Regions from separate parts of the Mus musculus genome. Here region 1 is linked to region 2. The links are chromatin loops, found by intact Hi-C in ENCODE. Cell type or tissue: left cerebral cortex. All regions are shown on one strand. Each heading gives the region's core, and the rest is flanking DNA. Links, peaks and the distances in the headings are about the cores only. Region 1 has its middle 9.1 kb from the start of Gm30475. Region 2 has its middle 22 kb from the start of Gm41594.

Region 1 (11,083 bases), core at 1,142-9,141, 220 kb after region 2:
TCCAGGGTTCCTTAATCTGCTTGACCTTACCAGTTTTTCTGTCTGGTGACACAGTTCCACTTGCCCCACAAGGGATACATCCAATGAGAATGTTTCTGCATGAATCTTAAAGAATGCAAAGAGGATGCTACCTCGGCTAACCCATTCCCTCTGAAGACACACTCTGTTCTCCAACTTTCCCACCAAGTTCTGGGACATGCCCAGGCAGCCAGCCACATTGCTGCTAGGAGCTGTGAGAAGAAGAGCTGCATCTATGGACCGACTTAGCCTTGATGACGTCACTGCTGTACATTGCCCAGCACCCCACAGAAAACAATGATGCTGCAAGAGGGTAAGAATCTTAATAAAGGCTGGCCTCCATTTGGCCCTGGCAAGCTGTCTTGGGATGTGAGGACTCTTTGTATAAGTAGGGCACGCTATGGAAAGCTGGGGTTATCAAGATGGGGTGTTCAGGGTAAGGAGAGGGTTCCATTGGGACAAACATGGAGACTTGAGTTCAGATCACATTTGAAAGCCAGGAGTGTTCATGGCTGTATGTGTGTGTGTATGTGTGTGCGCGTGCGCCCAGTGCTGGGAAAATCAAGATGGAAGAATCCCAGGGGTCTGCAGTCTCACTGAACGAGGTAACTTCTGTGTTCACTTAAGAGACTCTATCTTTAAAGTTAGAAGCGCTGGGGAGATGACTTGGAGAAAAGAGTAATTGCTGTGAAAACCAAGTTCAAACCCCAAGAACCCATTAAAAAAAGGTGGATGTATGCACACTCACATCTAGCAGAACTCAGTGGGGACAAAGACAGGAAGACTGAAGATGCTTGCTAGTCAGCCTCCCATTAGCCTAGTCCCAAGGTCAAGGGAATGGGTAGAACACACTGTCTTAGAGTGAGATCACCATGTTGTCTTTCTCTGGCCTCTGCGTACATGCATGAGTGTACACACACACACACACACACACACACACACACACACACACGCACGCACGCACGCACGCACGCACGCACGCACGCACGCACGCGCTCATCTCAACCCTCTTGTCTTAAAGATGACTTGAAGAGAACTGCAGATTTAGCTCAACAAAGCTTTCTATTGCTTAGAAATGTTGTGCTTGATTAAATTTGTACTAACTTGTTTTTAAAAGGCTCAAGCATGTGAGCTTATCAGAGAGATATACACAGAGAGAAACAGAGAGAGAGACAGAGACAGAGACAGACAGAGACAGAGAGAGAAGCCATCAGAGCCAAGTTCTCTTTGGGGCAGACTTCAAAAGCAGAACATTGTATTAATTATTGATTTCTTTGGTACTTTGGCAGGAGTGGTACCATTCTATTTGAATCCAGAAAGCAACAATCTCATTCCCACTGTCAGAACTCCCAAGTTTGGATCAGTAAGGTGGCTCAGTGGTTAATGCTGCCAAGGCAGGCAGCCTGAATTCAATACCTGGGGCCTACATGATGAAAGGAGAAAACAGACTCCTTCAAATTGTCCCCTGACCTCCACATATTCACGATAGTATTCAAAGACACACACACACACTTTCCTTTGCTCCTAAACAGCTAAGCACATAGCTAGTAAACTGAGACCTGGGCTCTGGACTACTCCAGGAAGGGCATCTTGCCCAGCCTTCTAAGTCAGTGTCCTGTATGCTGGCTTGCTGGTCTGTTATTTAAAATACCACCGAACATGGTCCTCATGTTCAGCCAGGGTTGGGCCCTGGCCCATGGGTGCTTTAAGGATCAGATCAACACTTGTGATCCTTCCTCTGCAAGCAGACTCAGTCCTGAAGCCCCAGTGTCTGGCTGGGCCTTGCCTCTGCAGGGGACGTGGCTGGTGTGGAATTTAATCACCTCCTTAGAAGTAGAGCCCAGCTCCCCAGGGGCCGCTTGTTCACCCAGTGTGAGACCAGCAGGTTTATTTATGGTTTCTGACTTTATTTATTCTCCCTCACTGGAGCTCTTCTTCTGCATACAGAGAATGCCTTGTCTGCTTATGTGGCTGAGGGCACCCGGCTCAGGAGCCAGTAGCCTGGCTTGGACGGATGGCAGAGGGCTCCTGTCACGCTAGCTGAGAAGTGTTTCCTTCTTGGGTGATTTGTGGAGTACTGCAGAGGCTCTCTGCACCAAAGCCTCTCCCATGAGTTTCCCTGTCTTATGGCTGGGAGTGGGTGATGTGCAAGGGCTCGGGCTGTAGGAGGCTCCGATGGACCCTCTTTTGAGGTCTCAGCTCTATCTGTTGGTCACCTGCCTCAGAACAAACCTGAGGACAGCTGGGAAAGCTTATCCTGATGGGCCATGGGGAGGGCACAAGGGACAGCTGGGATGAAACTGTCATTTCTACTTGGTTCTAAATGAAACCATGTATTTTTTTTTTATTAAAAAAAAAAAAAGATGGTCTCTGTATAGCCCAAGCTGGCCGCAAATTAATTACCTAGGCTAGGAGACTGAAGTTGACCTTGAACTTGTGACCCTCTGTCTCTACCTCCAGAGTGTTGGGATTGATTATAGGCATGCACCACCATATCTGGTTTATGCAGAGCGGGGAATGGAAGAGATCATGGAAACATGCATGCAAGGCACACACACACTATTAACTGACCCCGTCCCCAGATGTTGTTTAAGCACAACACAGCCAACCTGCAGCACTCGCATACAGTTGCTATGGGCTACAAATATTTCTCCCAGGAGCCATCAGACCCTTGCTCTCCCACAGGTCCCTTGGCAGCCTTCACCTGGTGTCCACTTTTCGGCGTGGGACTGTGACCTTTATGGACACCCAGGGATGCCTTAATGGTGGCAGTCCAGCTGGTCGGGGGCGGGGGTGGGGGGGGCTGGAGAAAGGGAAGCACGAAGCTGTTGTCCCAGTGGATGAGACCAGTTCGGAGCATCTCAGTTGAGTTATCCCGGGGCATCCTAAGGAAAAACCATTTGTTCAGAACATAAGGCAAAACTTCTAGACGTTAAACCCAGGCCTCTCACATCCAGGAGGAGGAGAGGAGAAGACCCACGGGTACTCAGAATAATAAGAGAAGGACCAGGCTGTTCTATGCTGGGATGGGACCCAGAAAGGAGAAAAACCAGGCATGCAAGGCGGGGTTCCAGCATCCCACAAGCACTTGGCCTTCTCCAGGAAGCTAATTTTAGCTGTCACATTTAAGAAGGATTTGGAGGTTCTGGAGGGGAGCCAGAGCCAATAAGAAAAATGATGAAAGGTTTTTTGAAAAAAAAAAATTTAGAAGGTATAGGAAAAGCCCAAGGGATGTGGGAGTTGAGTGGGTGGAAGGAGACAAGAGGATACTCACAGTTCTCTAGTGTGATACAGAGATAGAGCCAGAGGACATGGGTTTGCACTGCAGCAAGAAAACATTAAGTTATACTGTAGGGAGTAAACTGTGGTTGAACAAGGCTTCCCTGGAGGTCTGGACCTTCTGTAGTCTCATCAAGGACCAGGCTCTAGACAACTAAAGAACGTGTAGTCGTGGAAGTGGTGCAAAGGGGAGTCGAACAGCATCATGGGCCAGAGGAGGCAGGAGAGAGTTGCCAGATCTGCTGTGGGGCATTGTATAGCCCAATGCCCCACAGTCTGCCTGTGTGTGTGTGTGTGTGTGTGTGTGTGTGTGAGAGAGAGAGAGAGAGAGAGAGAGAGAGAGAGAGAGAGAGAGAGAGAGAGAGATGAGAGGAGGGGGTTAGGGATACAGGATCCACTAAGAGCTGCCCAATATGGGTGCTGGGAACTGAACTTAGTTTTTTTTACATAACAGTACATGCTCTGACCTCTCCAGCCCCTCCACAGGATTTTAAATAAAGGTAAGACTGGATGACGTTTGTGGTCTGAGGGCTAATCAAACACTCACGTGCAAAGAGCCAGGCTTTAGAATCCGGTGTCTATGTCTTGGTCCCCCAGGAAGCATCTCATGTGAGAGAAAGTTCTAGCACAGAGGAAGGACTGGAAATGTCATGGAGGGTTAGGGAGCTAACCCATCCAATGCCAGCCTTCTCGAGAGTTCCATGGCTCATTCCCCATACCTGACCACCAGAGGGAAAGGGAAAGTCTAGAGTTCAGGGGCCAATGCCATGGTGGGGTCTTGGCCAATAGGTGCAAGGAAAAATGAGAGACACATGCTTCCTGTCTACTGAGTTGGGAGGGAAATGGAGGCACACGGGGACTTCCTGCCATTCTGAGGAGAGAGACGTGAGGAGGCAGCATCGAGGTACAGGGATGTTAAAGTGAGGTTTTGTGGGAACGCTTTCTGAGTTTCAGGTCCTCATGCACCTGCCTGGACTGAACGTCAATCTCTGGATCTTTGCCTCTTACACAGTGTAAACAATCAGACTCCTCTGTAGGACTCCACTAATAACCCTGCGTTCTGGGAATTCTGCCTCCCTCCTCCAGCCCAAGAAGGCTCCCACTACAGGGCACAGCCCAAGGAGCTGGGCCTACCCTCGGAGGACATGGCTTCAGCTCCCTTGCATCCACAGAGAAGCTCGTTTACAGCTGATATGTTGTCCCATTTCCCTTCCTCTTCCCCTTCCCCCAACCCAGACACTGGAAGGTTTGTTCCTGGGATGCCCCTGGACTTCCCTGCTGATGTCACCCTGCACCTGGTCACTAGAGGGCGCTAAGACCTCACTGCCACCCTTCTTTAATATAGGTGGACAGACTCCAAGTGGGGAAATCCCTGCAGGGTTCACGGGGTGACTAGCCAAAAGGTAGATGAGAATATATGCCCAGGAGGCTGTGCTTGTCACTACATTGGCAAACTACTTGCCTAGCATGCACAGGGCCTGAGTCCTGTCCCTGCACTGCCTAAGCCTGAAGGGGCAGACCACAGCTGCAATCCCAGCACTCCAGAGGAAGATGTAGGAAGCTTAGAAGTTCAAAGTCATTTTCAGCGACATGAGAAATTTGGAAATCATCCTGAGTTACACATGCCCCTGTCTCAAACAAACACAGAACTATAAACTGTCATAGAACTTTCAATTAAAAACCTATGGCTTATAGGACAGGATAGAGTAGAGGGTGGGACATTCAGGGGGCAGAAAGAATTCTGGGATAGAGCCAGGTGCTGAAGATGACCCCAGAAAGATGTGCTGAGACGGACACATGGTACCTGAGCATAGGTAACCAGCCACATGGCAGAATGTAGGTTAACATAATTGGGTTATTTTAAGTAATGATCTGATAAGAGAAGAGCCTAGCTATATGGCCAACATATTTGCAAATGTATTTTGAGTCCGAGTCTTATTTTGGGGAGCATGGGACTGGAGGAAGAATCAGACCTAACTTCTACAAAGAACATGTGCCAGGTGCTGACGGATTGAGAAGGGTGTGGGGCCCTGTGTACCATCCTTTCTACCTCCCTGCTACTTGGGCATCGGCTGCACATTCAGTAGGGGTCTCAGGGTGTTCTAGAAAGTTCCTGGAGAGTGACTTGGAAGTGGGCAGGTGAGAGAAGGAAGAGCATTGGAGAAGTTCTGTCAGTCGGAACAATCGAGCAGAGGCCTGAAGGCTGGGAGGACAGCAGCTGTCAGGTCAGACCGAGAAGTGGCCAGAGCTCATCAGAGTGGTCACTGTCAGGGCTCCAGGCTCTGCCTCTCTCTATTGTCTGCCTGAGGAAGGCTGGAGCATCCCTTAGCCTATGCTAAGCTGTCACTCACTGCATTCTCTCATTGTACCCTGAATGTCCTCTGTCATTTAGGTCATTACCACTTCAGAGAGCATCTGCCCTGAAGTAATTTGTACTATGTGTTTCTATGTGCACGTATACATGTATGTGAGTACATCCGTCCACATGTTCATGTATGTTTTCATATGCGTGGTGGAAGCCAGAGGTTCACAAGAGTATCTTCCTTAATAGCCCTCCACCCTACTTTTTGAGTCAGGGCTGCTCACCAAACCTAGAGCTCACCAATTCAGCTAGATGGCTGATGAGCAAGCCCCAGGGATCCAGCCTCTGACTTCTCTTTGCTGGGATCATAAGCATGTGCTGCCCACATCTGGCTTTCACACAGGCACCAGGACTGAGACTCAGGTCCTCATGTTTGCACGGTGAGTGATCTATCAACTGAGCCATCTTCCCAGCCCCATCTGTGTCAAGGACATCCTAGAAGCATGGATGGCCTGGGTCCCAGAACAGTAAGCAGCAATCCTAGCTGACATCCATGGGTCCTTGGCCTGGGTCTTATGGCCTGGGTCTGCATGACAAGAAATGGTGCAGAAGCTCCCTGCAACCTGCTGGGATCTGTCAGGCTGGCACTTGCCACTTTCAAACATAGATTTTCTAAAAATGGCATTTTTTCCATTACCAGGGTAATGCATGCTCATTATTTTCAAACTCAAACAATAGAGAAATTTACAACACCGAAAGGGGCAGGGAGAAGCTCTCATCCTATCTCCCTCTCCCTGAGATAACTGTTGGTAACAGTGTGACGGAGATTTTTCTAACCTTCCCGGGAGTTTGCAAATATAGACGATTGTACCTTTTTAAAGATGGAATTAGGCTTTTCTGTGATTTGCTTCCCTCACTTGGCACTCAGTCACGAACAGCCTTTGATGTTCACCCGATCCACATGAGTACTGGCTATCCCACAGGCTGCCCTGAAAACCAGGCTCTGCAAAGCATGCTGCCCCAGGCCCCTTGATCCCCGAGGACTGCTGGAAGCTGGGGTGTCCAGCATAGCTCCCCAGGACCACACCTGCCCACACACTCCTGCTCTTTCCCTCCCAGCAGCCTTCTCTCCACCCTCAGCCTCCGGAACTTTAAGGGATGGATTTCCGTATCATTTCTAATACATCAGGGAAATCCCAGCAAGACAGATCACCGGGGCCTTTCTGCTGTTTTTCCTGTGAGCTGATAAAGTCCTGTCAGTTGAAAAATCAAGGCTCACATGCTCTCTTTTCGTTTTCTGAGGAAAGAGGCTCTGGTCCTTAACAGCAGCCTTGTGGGGGTGGATGGTGAGGGTGGAGGGGAAGGTAGGGAACCTGCTGACCCAAGAGTCTCCAGAAATAGCTGAGCATCTGGGCTGGGGGTGGCGGATGCCATACAGGGATTCAAACAGCACCATCCCTTGGCCTTTCCCTAGGCAGCATGTGGTCCAGGACCCCAGCCCCAGTATCCCCAGAGGCCTGATAGAAAACACAGAATTCTGGGCCCACAACACTGGGATTGAGAATCTGCATTTTAACAAGATCCCTTGGGGATCCCTCTAAAGCCAGCCCCTGGCTTCTATTCCAGAGGCTCTGTTGATATGTGTGGTATTAGAGACTTAAGAAAGCTAGCAATCCCAGGTGCCAGGCAAAACCGGGGAGAGAGCTTAACTTGTTTTTACTTAACTGGTCCTTGATGGAGGCGGGGAGGAGTCCTTGTTGCCATGGTGGTTTCAAAGATGAAGAGACAGATGCAGGAGTTACTGGACTGGCCAGAGCTCATATGCTAACCCTCAAGTAAGCGAACCTAGGTGTGTCTGTGTATGCACGTGTGTTTGGGGGTACAAGGGTGCGTGCATGCTTTTGTTCTCTTTGTTTTTGTTTTGTGTTTGCTTTTGTTTTTGAGACAGTTTCCCTCACAGACCTGGAACTCACGGATGAATCTAGACTGGCTGACACGAGCAAGTCCAGGGATCCCCCAGTCTGCCTCCCCAATGCTGAGATGACAAGTATCAACTCCCCCCACTCCCCAGCTTTTCTTCCATGGGTTCTGAGGAGTGAACCCACCCATTAAAGTTTTTGCGTTAACATGTTTGCACAGCAAGCACTTTAGTGGCTGAGCCACCTCCCCCAGCTTCCCCTTACCACTCAGGATCTGACAGCCACCCTATGCTGCCTGTTTGGTTTCAGACCCCTAGAGGTACACATTTTATACACCAAAGCAGACTGGGCCTCCAGGTTCTCCCAGCATCCCTGGCATACTCTGTCCCCAACCCTGAAATTTCCACCCCAGGGGATGGGATGGGCTGTCCTTTCCCCAGAGGTGAGGCTACTCCCTATATAATCCAGACATCTCCTTCCTCCTCTTCCTCTTCCTCTTCCTCTTCCTCTTCCTGCTCCTCCTGCTCCTCCTCGTCCCCTCCTTCCCTCCCCCTTCCCCCTACTCTGCACACACCTCACACAAGCATATTCTCTCTCTCTCTCTCTCTCTCTCTCTCTCTCTCTCTCTCTCTCTCTCTCTCTCTCCCTCTCCCCCATCTTCTCTCTCTTCCCACAGCAACTTCCTTGGGCTCCTTCCTTGTGAACTCGCCTGAGCGCCGCCTCCCAATAACCCTGCGTCTAAGTCTAATATAATCTAATCTGGCATGACTTGGCTCATTTCACCGGTGGAAAAATAACTTATCAGTGCCCATGAGAAAATGCACCTGTCTGGTCAGAGCTGTTCTAACAGGCACCACCTCCGCAGCCGTTTTCCAACTGCAACCTGCTACCCTGTCTTGCTTTTACTCCCTTCTCCCTTCTCCAGCACTTACAGAAGCCAGGAGCCTTTGACAGTGGAGATGGGAGTTCAAGCCAGAATAGCAGCCTGCCATGGAGACAAACTCATGATCATTCCTCACCTTCCTTTATCTTCCCAAGAATCAGGAGAGACAACGCAGGTCTATTATCCCCGCCAGATAAAGGAGCCCAGAGACTCCAATCAACTTCACCAAGGACACACAGTGCAGGCGCCCCTTTTCTCCCTTTTGCACTCTCTTGTCTAGAAGGTCCACCTCAGTCTCTTTGCCCTCCTCTGTTTGTTTCCACAGCTCCATGGGGACACCAGGTCTCTGACAGAGCCCCCGGCCTCCCTTCTAGGCTGTCTGCTGCTTCTAGCAATTATAAATCACAGCATTTTTCCTTTACTCTGGCCTGATGTTTAATTCATCACCCTGCCGCTGCTTTAATGCAGAACATTTATTTGGTGGAATAGCTTTGTTTTGCCTCCCAAGCCTCAGCCTCCCATTTAAAATTCCTTTTCCATTGAGAAGGGGGCTTGCTGTCAGCTTTCAGGACTTTTCTCTGCTTTTAAGCATATCTAGGCCTGCCATCAGTGGGGACCCATCTTGCTCTGTGTCACAATGGCCAAGCTGCCCCAAACACTTGGCAGGGTTCCTTTGCTGGGCTCCCCTTTCCTTGACACCATATGCTGTCCCAGGCATGCTTCTTGTCCTCAGCTGGGAACATGTGCCCCATCAACCCTCCAACTGGGAGGAGCCTCCGGAGCCATATCACAGAAGGACATCTCTTCTCAGAGGCCCAGAGGCTAGGACAGCCTGCAGTAGGAGTGGGAAGGGCCTATCTCTTAGCATCTCTACCTTATACCACCAAGCACATCTTAGATGAGCCGAGAACTTTGAACTTTACTCTGAATGCTGTTTGAGAGACCCCACCTTCCTGAAATAGGCCTCCAGTGCTGTTTCCATTGCCTGGACTGCAGCACAGTTAACGTCAAGAAAGGTCACCATGTATCTGCAGAACTCTGTCTTTCCTGACATTGAACCTCAGCTGCCATGAGATAAACCTAAATGCTCTCTAGTCTTTCCATCGGATAAGACCATGGAGAGAACCCAAACTTCCCTTCAGGCAGTTTTGTTCCTTTGCCTTTTTTTGCTTTTGGGGTGCATATATTTACAAAGCCTCAAACCTCTCCATGTTACCATACAAAGCACATGCAGGGAAGGAACGGGTCTTCCCAGGAAGTAGACACTGCCCTGCAGCAAGATTGGAAAGAGCTTTCCCTTTCTCTACTCTGTGATGGTTTCAACTGGAAATGTCTCTATCAGTTCATGTTAAATACCTGTCCCTTAGTTGTGGCACTATTTGGAAAGGAAGTATAAAGCTTTTAGGAGGCCTTTTGCCCAGCTCCTAGGTCCAGCTACTGTCAGCCCGATGTGATATGAGTAGCCTCCACCACCTTCTCCTAACAATATAAACTCTGCCATGCCTTCCCCACTGTGTTGGACTGAAACTATGGCCCTAACTAAAGCTGCCTCCCTGTAAGTTTTTTATGCCATGTCTCCATGATGTGAAAGTATCAATTGGTACCAAGAGTGGGGTCATTGCTGTAATAAATATAACCACCTAGCCCTTGGGATGGATTTGTACATGGAATGTAGAAAAGTTTTTATCTGTGGACTTCGAGGAGCTGGCTGGGCTAGAGTGTAGATGGAGATTAATGGACACTACTGGTGGGAACAAAAGATCTGAATACCAATAGAATGTGGGCAGTAAAGACTGTGTTCATGAGGTTTGGGGAGAGAATAAAGGCTCTATTGGCAATTGACAGGGGCTGCTCATGTCATGTTCTAGAAAAGCATCTGTCTACATTTTGGCCAAAACTTTGAGTGAGGCTCAATGAAGAAGTATTTATTTCTGGAGGAAATTTTAAGACCCTAAAGCCTCAAGACTATGGCCTGGTTTCTGCCGGCTGCTTTTAGTCAGATTTACAGTGAGGATTTGAAGCAAACTATGAAGCAGAAGGCTTTGAAACACATGCATTGTGGGAGTACGAATGTGCTGACAGCCATCAGCACAGCAGGTGTGGACAAAGCAGCTGTAATTGTGTTTTAAAAGATTCAACAACATTGAAGAGAATCTGCATAGACTGGAAAGATGAGTCAATAGTGCTTGCCTGTGCTAATTATGTGTCCCCCCCCCCCCCAAATGTTTGGATGAGAGTGTCTTCAGGTAACTTCTGGGAACTTGCCCCCAGTTGGTTCTGATTGGTAAATAAAGATGCCAACAGTCAATAGCTGGGAAGGACAGACAGGGGTGGGATTTTAGGATTCCAGGGCTTGGGACCAGGAGGTGGAGATCCAACATGCTAGAAGAGTGTGGAGGAGAGGAGAGATGCCATGCCCGAGAAGAGTGCAGAACAGAGAGGCATGGCCGCCCTGTGAAGGAGCCAGGAGAGCATGGCCCAGAGGGCTGCCCGGCTGTGTCCAGAGCAGCCAAGATGGAACACAGAATTAGTAAGTAGTAACCTGGGGTTAACTGCATGGAGGTTAGGCAGTGCCCCGGCTATTGTGCTGCCTTAAGGCATATTAAAACATAAAGGCTTTGTGTGTGTCTCATGTTTCAAAACACAGACATGATGGCAACCCAGTTATCTTAGAGCTGGGAA
Region 2 (11,083 bases), core at 1,876-9,875:
CTGCTTGATGCACACACTAAAATGACTTTGGTGTGTTTCAGAAGATTGCGATTTTCAAACAGAAATCTGGTGTAATTGGATTTTTTTTTCCCCATAGGATCCTGATTTCTTGGCTTTTATTCATGGTATGGTTGACACCCGGTCCTACCCCTTCTCTACTTCATTAGTGCAGTGAACTCAAGAGTCCAGAAGGGGGAGGCAGATCCCCTGGCTGCAGTTACAATCAGGTTCATGAGTTATCTAAAGTAGGTGCTGGGAATTGAACTCTGGTCCTCTGCAAGAGCAGTATGTGCTCTTAAGCAGTGAGTCATCAATACACCATTTAATTACAAAAAAAAGTGTATCTCTGGTCTGTCCTGGGCATTGAATCCCATAGGCTTTCATTTATGATGTTTTCACATCTTTCGCTGGTTCTGGGCTGTGACCAGTCCTCCTGCTTTCTCATGGCTCTGCACTTACTCTTTTTGGATTTCTTTTTTTTTTTTTTTTTTCTACTATCCAGGGTTGGCGGCTACAAGCTTTGAGAATCCTTTCACATGAGAGCATTCCCATGTGACTGCATCCATTGAGTCTCCACCTGCAGGAGTGCTATTGACCTTTGGCTTCTGCGGTGCTTCTGTGAGTTCATGCCAAGGCTTCTCCCCAAGGCTGGACAGAGAAACTGGGATTCCACACAGATCTTAGACCACCCTGCAAACCTCTTGTAAGTGTGCTGAAAGTGCCCACCTGGCTTCTCTACCTTGCCTCCGTCCTTCACAGGGAATCAGATGGTCACTACTCCCACCCCTGGAAGCATGCCCAGCCTCTCTGTGTTCCAGTGTCTTGCATTTGCACCAGTAAGTTTCTTCTACATACAATTCCGCTTAGAACAGTTCACCCAAGCTTTAGACTCACACAGTATCGTGATGTTTGTTTTCCCCCATGAGCTGGTATTTTGCACCTAGACTTCTACCTCCACGCCTTGCTCAGATTTCTGAGGGCTCACTCCCCTGCCATTTAGCTTTGGGGATTGCTGACGAGGTCTTCTGTCCTTTTGATTTTTTGGTCCTCTGTGGGAAAAGAACACATTTTTCATCTCTGAAAGCTTTTGAAATCTTTCCTTTATCCTACAGATACTGAAATGTCACCGGCATGTATCCAAGTGTGTGTGACACTTTAGAAATTCTCTCTGCTTAATATTTTATGGATTCTTTAAGCTTAAAGGCTGGGATTCTTTGCTATTATGGCTTGATGATTTTCTTCCCTCTTGAACCACCCTGTCTGTCCATTCTGTTCCTCTGAGACTTAAAATAGAAAGAAAGAAAGAAAGAAAGAAAGAAAGAAAGAAAGAAAAGGAAAGGAAAGGAAAGGAAAGGAAAGGAAAGGAAAGGAAAGGAAAGGAAAGGAAAAGAAAAGAAAAGAAAAGAAAAGAAAAGAAAAGAAAAGAAAAGAAAAGAAAAAGAAAAAGAAAAAGAAAAACCATCTGGCCCTATTTTGAACTCCTGAGAACTATATGTTTGAAAGAGGGTTTAGTGACTTCATTGTGGTCCTGATGGTTGGAACAGGAGACATTCAGAGCAGCCTGGAAAAACTGGGCAAGATTCCTGTGGTGAAGAGGAAACGCTGGAGAGGAAGGATTCCACACCAGGTGTGTGTGGCTCTGCAGGCTTGCAAGGTGAGCTGTGTGCTTAGATAGCCTGCTGTGTTACAGAGAGTTTGGTTTGGTGCAAATTGCCTCTATTTTCTAAATGTACATGCTCAAAATATGTAATTACCCACTAAAGGGAATGCCTGTGTGTGAAAGCCAGATGGGCACTTCTTCTAGAACCTGGCTAGCCTGAAGTGTAAGAAGGACAAGTTGCCTGTTAGGGCACAGAGCATGAAGAACCAGCCAAAGGAGGGCCCCTTACACAGAGGACAGATGGACATATGTCTCTTATCGATCTTTCTCATTGCAGTGACCAGACACTTGAGAAGCAGCAACTTAAGGTTGAAAGAGCTTGTTTTGAGAACAGATGCAGTTGGGGCTGGAGAGATGGGGTTAATGGTTCAAGAGCACTGGATGCTCTTCCAGAGGACCAGAGTTGGATTCCTGGCACCCACATGGTGCCTCACAACCACCTATAACTCCAGTTTCAGGGGATTCTGGCTTCCAAGGACAATGTAGACATGTGGTACACATCCATACACACAGACAAAACGTACATAAACATCTAATAAAAATAAAACATAAGTAGAAGGAGGGGGAGAAGGGATGCCGTCCTTCATGAGAAACACACGGCAGCAGGGGAGTGAGGCAGCTAGTCACCATGTTTCAAGGGCCTAGGGAGCAGAGAGAGGACAGGAAGGGGTGGGCCTAAAAGCCACAGAGAGCAGACAGGAAGAGGTGGGCCTAAAAGCCACAGAGAGCAGACAGGCAGAGGTGGCCCTAAAGCCTTAAAGAGCAGACAGGAAGGTGTGGATCCAAAAGCCCCAAAGCCGTGAGAAATGGCTCAGTGGCCAGCTGAAGACACGGCGAATGATTTATCTATTCAGGATTCTTATTCTGGCATCAGGGAGGCCCAGGCCCAGAGAAATAAGCTGGATATTCTAAGAGAAAGGAATTATATATAAACTAAGTTAGTGTGATTTAACAGTGGCCCAATGTCCTCAGACTCGCATCACCCCCAATTACATCAATAGGAGGCCTCCTTTCCAATTGTTGCTGTTTCTTTTCAAGGTGCAGATAGCTCTCTTTCATTGCTTATAGGTTGTCTAAATTAACACCCTATGTATCTATCCATAAATGAGACCATGATAAGATGTAGGTTTCTCAAGTAATGGACATTCTATGATAGTCTGCAAATATAGGACCAGAGAGATGGTTCAATAGTGAGGGGTGCTTGTAGTTTATGTAGGGCAAATGGAGTTTAATTCTCAGCGCCCATATCAAACAGTTCACCACTGTGAGCCACTCCAACTCTGCAATCTTACACCCTCTTCTGGCCTCCACAGGTTCTTATATACACGTGGCTGTGCACACAGACCCATACTTGTACATTGAAAAATATTGTTATTTTTTGTAAAGGAGCTTTCTATATAGAACTGATCTCCATCTGACACAAAGACGGCAATACAGACTGCTGCATGTAGCCACACCTTCACCTTCTTTCAGGTGAAAGCTAAAGTTTTGCACATGTAGACGCTCCCCAAATACTCCATCTTCACAACTTTTCCCAGGAGAGGGTGGAGAAGAAAGGTCCAAATCCCCAGAAAATCAGGATGGAGTCTTCAATCAGCAGGAAAGAATCATCATAATCTTTGGGATTTATTTTTACAATAGCAGCTGTTAAAACGCTGGTTCAACAATGTACATAAAACAAGGACCTGTCCCTACTTGGCTTCACTCATTATCCTGGAAGGGAAGCCATCAAATCATTCAATTTAAACAACTTCAGTTTTGCGTTGCATGAAAGTAAGCAGGGAGTCATAGTAAGAGACCATCCAATGGGGCCGGAAAGATCAGCAGTTAAAATTGTTCCCTGCTTTTGCAGAGGACTCCAGTTTGGTTCCCACCATCCGTGTCAGATGACTCAACTGCATGCAACTCTAGTTCCAAGGGACCTGATGCATTTTTTGACTTCCACAGGCTCCTGTACTTACATGAGCATGCCTGCACATAGGAGAGAAAAAGAGAGAGAGAGAGAGAGAGAGAGAGAGAGAGAGAGAGAGATCGATCGCTAAATGAGTGAACTGTGGACACTTTCCATTTGTTTTAATAGAGAGTTGACGATACTCTTCTTGCTATCTTCTGCTCATTCCCTGCTTCCACCCTCCCTCCCACATTGGGCTCTAGGGTGAACATAACACACTATAAGTAGATGGCAGTTCAAGTGTCTCCTTAAATAAGCCTGTCTGGGATAGTGCCTGGAACCTATATCGGAGGCTTCACCACTGTCTTCCCTTTCCACTCTGGACAAGAAACAGGCCAGTAAGGTGGGCTCTATAGTTTTCCTACCTGGTTTATGGCCTGGCCAAACTTAACACTGGAGTATTGAGGGAGAAAAGAATTACATCTGGCTTTGTTAGATGGTGCCCAGCCACCCTATGAGAGACATTGTTCTTCTGACCCAGGGTTAAAGAAAGGTCTTGCGTGCGCCTGACTCGCCAGCAAGAACAACGCTGCAACAGGATCCTTATGCACACGTTTATTGGGAGAGCTTGCTTGCAGAGGCGAAGAGACCCCAAACCCAGAACTGGTGCTGCTTATATAGGCCTAGAAGAGGCGTGTCTCACACCCAGATTGGTTATGCATGGGTTATGCTTACCACCTCATTTGCATGTCTCACATCTGATTGGTTAACATGTCTCTCATCTGATTGGTTAACTTCTCTCTCATCTGATTGGTTAACTTGTCTCTCATCTGATTGGTTAATTCTCAAAACCTCATCTTGGCAAAAAAAAACTTTACTGCCTATGTATGCGTGGTGGCCAGTGGTGGCCAGTGGTGGCCAGTGCCACCCTGCAATGGCACATGTGGCTTCCCACAGAAAGGGGTGAACAGCAATTCACTCCTGAACAAGTTCAGAGATGAATGAGTAGAATTGGGAGTGGGGTGAGCTTCTCCATGAGCTAGCTTTCTAGCCCTTGAGTGCAGAGCAGAAACGGTCCTCCCATGTCCCCATAGGATACAGAGTATGCAAGCATTGAACCATAGCTTCAACATTTGAGATATGCTAACTGCCAGTGGTAAGGCATCTTGGGTGCCCTCCGAATAGCAACCTTTGAATATCTGACACCCCGACAATGACACAAGCAGTCCAGACATTGAAGGACATGTAGTGATGGTGGTTCTCTCAGGCATGGATAACAGCCCTGTATTTCACAGGGATTTTGCTGGCTCATCAAACAAGGGGAGGGGAGGGGAGGCCCTGTGATCTTCCTGAAGAACTACAAAGGGCATATAATCTCAAATAAGTTACAAACATGGTTTACAAAATCAACAGCAGATACCTAGTCTGGGCTGAAGTTGTAAGCTAGCATGAGTGACAGTTCCCAGAATCATCAGGTAAGAACACGAGGTTTCTGAAGGGCATTAAAAATAAACAGTAGGACATCCAAAAAAAATGGCACTTTGCGGGACAATATGTGTGTCTTACCTTTATCTCAAGTGGATGAATGGAGGCCAGGAGTCACAGGTGGTATCTGATTTGTTTGATGAAGAATAAGGAGCCCCATTTCTATATAGATAACAGTATTCACATACACAACAGCACAAAGATCTGGCACAAAGAGCCTGGGTATAAAAGAGCCTCACTGCATTAGGCAGAGAGGATAGGATATCCTGGAGCCTCCTGATTGATCAGGTATAGAAGCTAGGGGTGACTTCCAAATATGCCCGCTAGGTGGCAGTGTTGATTAGTCCACAAGTCAGGGAAGCCTTCCAGGAATTCTCTTTGAGCTGAGTATTAAGACTCTCCAGTGAGAGCCCTGGGTTGAGGTTTGCCAATGGCAAGCCTTGCTCCCTTCATCTCTGCTTCACCCCTTTAAAAAGACAATAGGGGCAGCGCAGAATCTGTTTCCAGAACCTTTGAAGTCATTCATAGTACCTAATCTCTTCATTCTACCACACAAAACCAAGAGATACCAGCCTAAGGCAGATGAATTGTTCTGAATGTTAATTGATAAGGAGGCTGGGGGTCTAGAATAGTAGTCAATTTGGCTCCCCACAGCACAGGAGATGGGGTTCAAACACATAAGGGTAGCTCATGCTGCAAAATTACCCAACTACCCCCTTGGCAAATTAAGCTCCTTAAATTCTGCCATGGAATGTTTTTTACCCTGAGCTAGGCATGGCGTCGTCTGCTCGTGACCCATTTAGGGAGATTTGATTACTATTGACTTTCTGCCATTCCTTTACCTAATCCAAATAGTCAGGGATTTAGGTCGAAGGTGGTATGATGGCCAGGAACCCAGAACTGCACACACATTCTTCCTAATCCCCTACCAAAGCAGTCAGGGCTCTTGCTTGTGACAGAAATCCAATTAAGTATATCCTTAGACAGGAAAGAAGTGTTACTGGCACAGGATGGTTGCTGGTGCAGCTGGGGGCTTTGGATAAGCGGCGATCACAGGTTATTTCTGGAACATTCTTGCAGACATTCTCTATTGCTTTGAGTGTAGAGCCCTCTGTCTCCATTGGGAGATTGTGTTTCTCTCTCTCTCTCTCTCTCTCTCTCTCTCTCTCTCTCTCTCTCTCTCTCTCTCTCTCTCTCTCTCTCTGATGTTGACCTTGGAAACGTCTGAAATGGATAGAATAAGACACTTTAGGCTAAGTTCACCATCACCAAACACTGACTCTCTATTTTATTTCTCAATTAAAGTCACCTTTGCTGGCGTAAAAGCACCTGGTTCTCTAGAATACTAGAACACAGCCACTGGCCACCGAAGGAATGACACACAAGGAAAATACGAGAATCTCTCCTCCAGAAACCTGTTCCAATGATATACTTAAGTTTCACTGTCTTCTCTTTCTCCGTTGATAGTGAGAAACACAGACATCTCCCTTCTCTTGGGAGATATTAATTCCCAGTGAAACTGAAAGCCAGGGGTAACGAAGGTAAGAATTCTGAAATTTTGGTTCCTTTTAAAAACACAGAAGTATTCTGAGAAAGTGTTCTTGTTTTGATCCCAGGTGTGGGGATATGGGACTGCTTCAGATTGTCCATAGCAGTTGACCATGATTTGTTGCGTGTAGCTTTTGCTACCACGCCTAAGCTCTGGGAATGGGCCACACTCCCAGCCTCTACCCAGATTCCTTTGAATTCACAGATAAAAACCATAGAGACATACATTGTTCAATTTCAACCTTTTTGGCCCAGTTGCTGGGTGGTGCTTATTCCCTGCCTGGAGAAGCATGCCCTTATCAATACTCTTAGCTGAGCACCTCTTCACCTGAGCTCAACTTTAATTGCTCAGTTATATCTAGTCCCAGCTAAACACTCCCAACTGCCTGCCTGTAGGAGTGGCCTGTGGCCACTTTGTCTGAGGTCTCTCGTGACTGGTCACCTTTTCTCCCTCAGAAGCATGGCAAATTCTCTCTTTCACTCTTCTCTCCTTGTGTCTGTCTGCTTGCCTCCAGGAACCTGGAAGTCCTGCCTATTCCTTCTGCCCAGCAATTGGCCCATGGCTTCTTTACTGACAGATCAAGAACCAGTTGGGGAACAGGACCTTAACATCAGAACTATCCCTACAATGATTTGCCTCTTGCTCTGAGTGGGCTGTGATTTTGCCAGCTGCAGATAGTTTCTGGGATTATGTGATGTTTGGAATTCTGGAGACTTTTCAGAGGGTACATCAATGGGCCCCAAGAGATGGATGGGTTGTTTTTGGTTGTGGTTTGCTAAGTAGTATGGGCAAATAAGAAACAACAAGAAGAAATTAGATATCCTGAGAGCAAAGATCAGACTTCACTCAAGGGACTTGATACCCTTAATCAGCAGGAAGTAGTCTAAGCATAGCACTGCCACCTTTCTGACCCCTGACTTTAGTCAGAAATCTCTTTTCTTTCCTCTCTATCCATTTTTCTTCTCTATTATCCCGGTTGGCTTGCTTTTCATTGGCTTAGCCAATAAGAGCTGGAGGCAGTGGAAGACACTAAGGCAGATGAAGCGGTGAGCAGGGAAATTAAGGTCCACAGAAAGAAGAAAAGAAATCTGGGCTTCTGTTTCATTGGAATATGAGTGACGGCCATTAACACAGCTGTTAATTGTATGTTGCAGGCGCACCGAAGACTATATTTCTGAGTCCTTTGTAGTTGGTCAGGATCATAGAACCAGCTCAGCCAATGTGTTGTAAGTGGAGATGGCTAGAAAGGATGAGCTTCTAGTTTAGAGCTGAGCACTTAATTCTGGTATAGACTTTTTCCAGAATGTTCTTTCTAGGGTTATCACCTGCCCAGTTCAACGTAGCAACTGTCCCCCCAGAGTGAGTGTAATGAGATTGTGCTCGTCAGCTCGATATGGACCTGAACCATGAGCACGAAATAAACCACTGGGCAGCCAAGACTCGGACGTGAGGTTGACATTGGTGTAACCTAAAACATCTTTAATATGATAGAAGCCCAGTGAAATCACTGAATCGTCCACGTGCTTCTCCCTAAGCCTTCCAGAAGCTCCAGGAGGACTACAGTCCCTGCCTGCGGTGCTGCACAATAGCGCTTTAGTCTTCATGGATAGACACACTTGCACAAATACATACAGTTCTGAACATTCATGATGTTCTAGAGTCTGGTGGCTGCTGGACTGCATGCAGTCTTTGGGCTTCCCAGGTCCTAAATGATTTCACTGTCCAGCATCAGCACCTCAGCTTGATTTCTTTCTCATAGAACTATGGATTCTGCTGGGGAAGCAAAAGACTCCAGGGTGGCTGCTGAGAAAGATGATGATGATGGTGATGGTGATGGTGATGGTGATGGTGATGGTGATGGTGATGGTGATGGTGATGATGACGATGATTTTGATGAAGGAGTTGTGTCAGCCAAAAGCCATTCCAACTACCAGAGATCAAAAACTGAAGTTTTGAGTTGCACCTTTCACATTGACCTGGACGAGAGGCCTGCCCTCTCCATGAAAAATGGGGTTAGCTTACTAGAACTCATTAAAGGTGCACCCTCTTTCACAATCTAACCTTCAAGAGTGAGTGTTCCCTGACTTTAGGAAAGACGATGCTATGCAAGCTGAGGAAAGGTCCAAAGTCATTTCATTTTAAAGTCTTAGAGTGACCCCACGCAGAGACCTCAAACTTTAAACATAGTGCTTGACTCCTCGGAGTCTCTGAATGTACTTACTTGATCTGCCATGATTTTAGTCTGATAGTAGATGCTATTTCCATGGAACTCTGGCATATCAGTCATTCCTTCAGATCAGGGTTCCTTGGAGAAGTAGAAAGCCCAAGAGACAAATGCAAGTCCATATTTCTCCTCTCAGTACTTGCTCTATGCAAAAATGATATAGGTGGTCCAGGGGGTGTGGCTGCCATTTTCTAAGATGGCTCCCAGTGATGCCAACCTAGTGGTCATGATATTCTTGTATAGTCCCCTCCCTATTTGAACTATTGCTTTTTATTTCTCTCTCTCTCTTTCTCTCTTTCTCTCTCCCTCCCCCCCTCTCTCTCTCTGTATACATATATAAACATATACACACATACATAGATATACATATATATACTATATATATATATATATATATATATATACATATATGTGTGTGTGTGTGTGTGTGTGCGTGCGTGCGTGTGTGTGTGTGTGTGTGTGTGTTGAACAATAGTTCAAGGCAAAAGTAACTAACTGCCACTTTTTCCACAAAGTCTTTTATTTATGTGAACATGTGTGGTCTACACCTGTAAGAACAGGTGTTGAATCCCCTGGATCTGGAGTTAGAGGCCGTTGTGAGCCACCCAGTGTTCACAACGGATGCTGGCAACTTCATTCAAACCGTCTGCAAGAGCAGTAAATGCTCTTAACAGCTGAGTCATCTCTAAGCCCCGTTTACGAAATTATGTTTTAAAAGATATGCGTTACCCCATCTTGATTACTTTGGGGAAAAGGCAAGTGCTATGCATTGTCAACCATCATGGAGTGCTGTGGTGAGTTCCATAAGGGGATAAACTGAGCCTACACTCTTTCCGCAGCCCGGGAGGAGCCAAGGCCTGCTGACAGCCCTGTGAATACCTTGATGATGACCGGCTTGCCCTGAATATTTGACAGTTCAGCTGTAACCTCCTGAGCCAGGACCACCAAATGAACCACTCCCCAATTCCATACGCAGAAACTATGTATGTGCCTGGATAATTTGTCAAAAGAAACCATGTGAAATAATTCCTCTCATCTTAATCTGCTTAATCTGCTTAATTTGCCTCATAATGACTGCTATGGCTTGAAAATGGCTTGTCTTATCCAAGATTCATGTTGAAATCTAATCCCCATTATGAGCTATTAGGAGGTGGAACCTTAAGAGGTGATGAGCACCTAGCCTGCATGCATGGATTAATCCATTCACACCATCAGCGGATTAATGGGTCATCTGGAGAGTAGACCAGTTTGACTGGGTCCCTGGTACACACTGTATATTTTGATATATGACACCTTTGTGACCTTAGGACTGTGTCAGCAGGGAAACCATTTTTCAGACACAGCCCTTTGGGCCAGAACTGTGAGCTAAAGCAAATCTCTTTTCTTTATACTTACCCTATGTGTGGTATTGTGTCATTGGTAACCGAAAATACACTTAGACAATGCAGTTATGAAGAACCAATGCCTCTCTGAATCCTGGGACCTTCCCAAACTCCTGGTGGTTCAAATCACCTTGGAGCATGATGCAGTATCCAGCCCAGACATATATAGTTCAGCACTGGGAACCACAGCCCCACCCCTAGTCAAGATGCCCTACATATCGTCTTTGTTTGGCAGGAACGGGTAAACGAACATGTCTGTGATCAGAAGAAGGGACCCAAGATTTTAATTTTCACTAAAAATTTTTCATGAGGAGACTGGAGAGAGATGATTCAGTGGTTAAGAGTGTGTTCCAGGCTTGCAGAAAACCTGAGTTCAGTTCCCAGTATCTATGTTGGACTGCTCATAACTTGTAACTCATGGCTGCTTATAACTCCAGCCTCCAGGGATGTTGCACCCTCTTCTGGCCCCTGTGGGTACTGGACTCATCTGCACAAGTCCTCCATCCACATGCAATGAAAACAAAATTTAAGAATCTGTAAAAAACGATTGTCACTTTTATTTGCTTGTGTGTGTATGTATGTATGTATGTATGTATGTATGTATGTATGTTATTGGATATATCCTGGGGGCTAGAAGGGGGATACACATAGGAGGGAAAGCCTGGACAATTCTTAACTCTCAATGGGAATAGATGGAGGGCATAGCTGTGAACCTTTTCCAGTCACAGGGAATGCTGTGTGCTGATCTGACAGATAAGTTCTCTCACTGGCAAAGTAAAGGGACCAGAAACAAGGGACGTTTCTAGAATGGATGCTCATCCGGAAGAACTGAACACTTGTAAGAAGTGCTGTGCTCTGCTGGCTTAGGGATGGCTGTACACAGAGCTCCCCT

Evidence for each region. Hi-C counts contacts between places; a loop is a spot of excess contacts. Peaks named below come from ENCODE experiments on the same cell type or tissue, not always from the same donor. Only the 100,000 strongest peaks of a DNase experiment are listed, where the experiment ranks them.
Region 1: it touches region 2 in a loop (2.2-fold over the local background); 6 of 42 quality-filtered maps call a loop at or near these places.

Annotation. Positions count from the first base shown.
Region 1 is chr17:49,176,182-49,187,264 of GRCm38, reverse strand. No RefSeq gene overlaps it. Among named protein-coding and RNA genes, the nearest start is that of Gm30475, 9.1 kb to the right of the region's middle. In left cerebral cortex, for the core only: a CTCF peak has its summit at 4,603 (motif pointing right); DNase peaks (open chromatin) are centred at 5,292, 6,197, 6,489, 6,902 and 3 more places.
Region 2 is chr17:49,394,602-49,405,684 of GRCm38, reverse strand. No RefSeq gene overlaps it. Among named protein-coding and RNA genes, the nearest start is that of Gm41594, 22 kb to the right of the region's middle. In left cerebral cortex, for the core only: a CTCF peak has its summit at 5,352 (motif pointing right); a DNase peak (open chromatin) is centred at 5,371.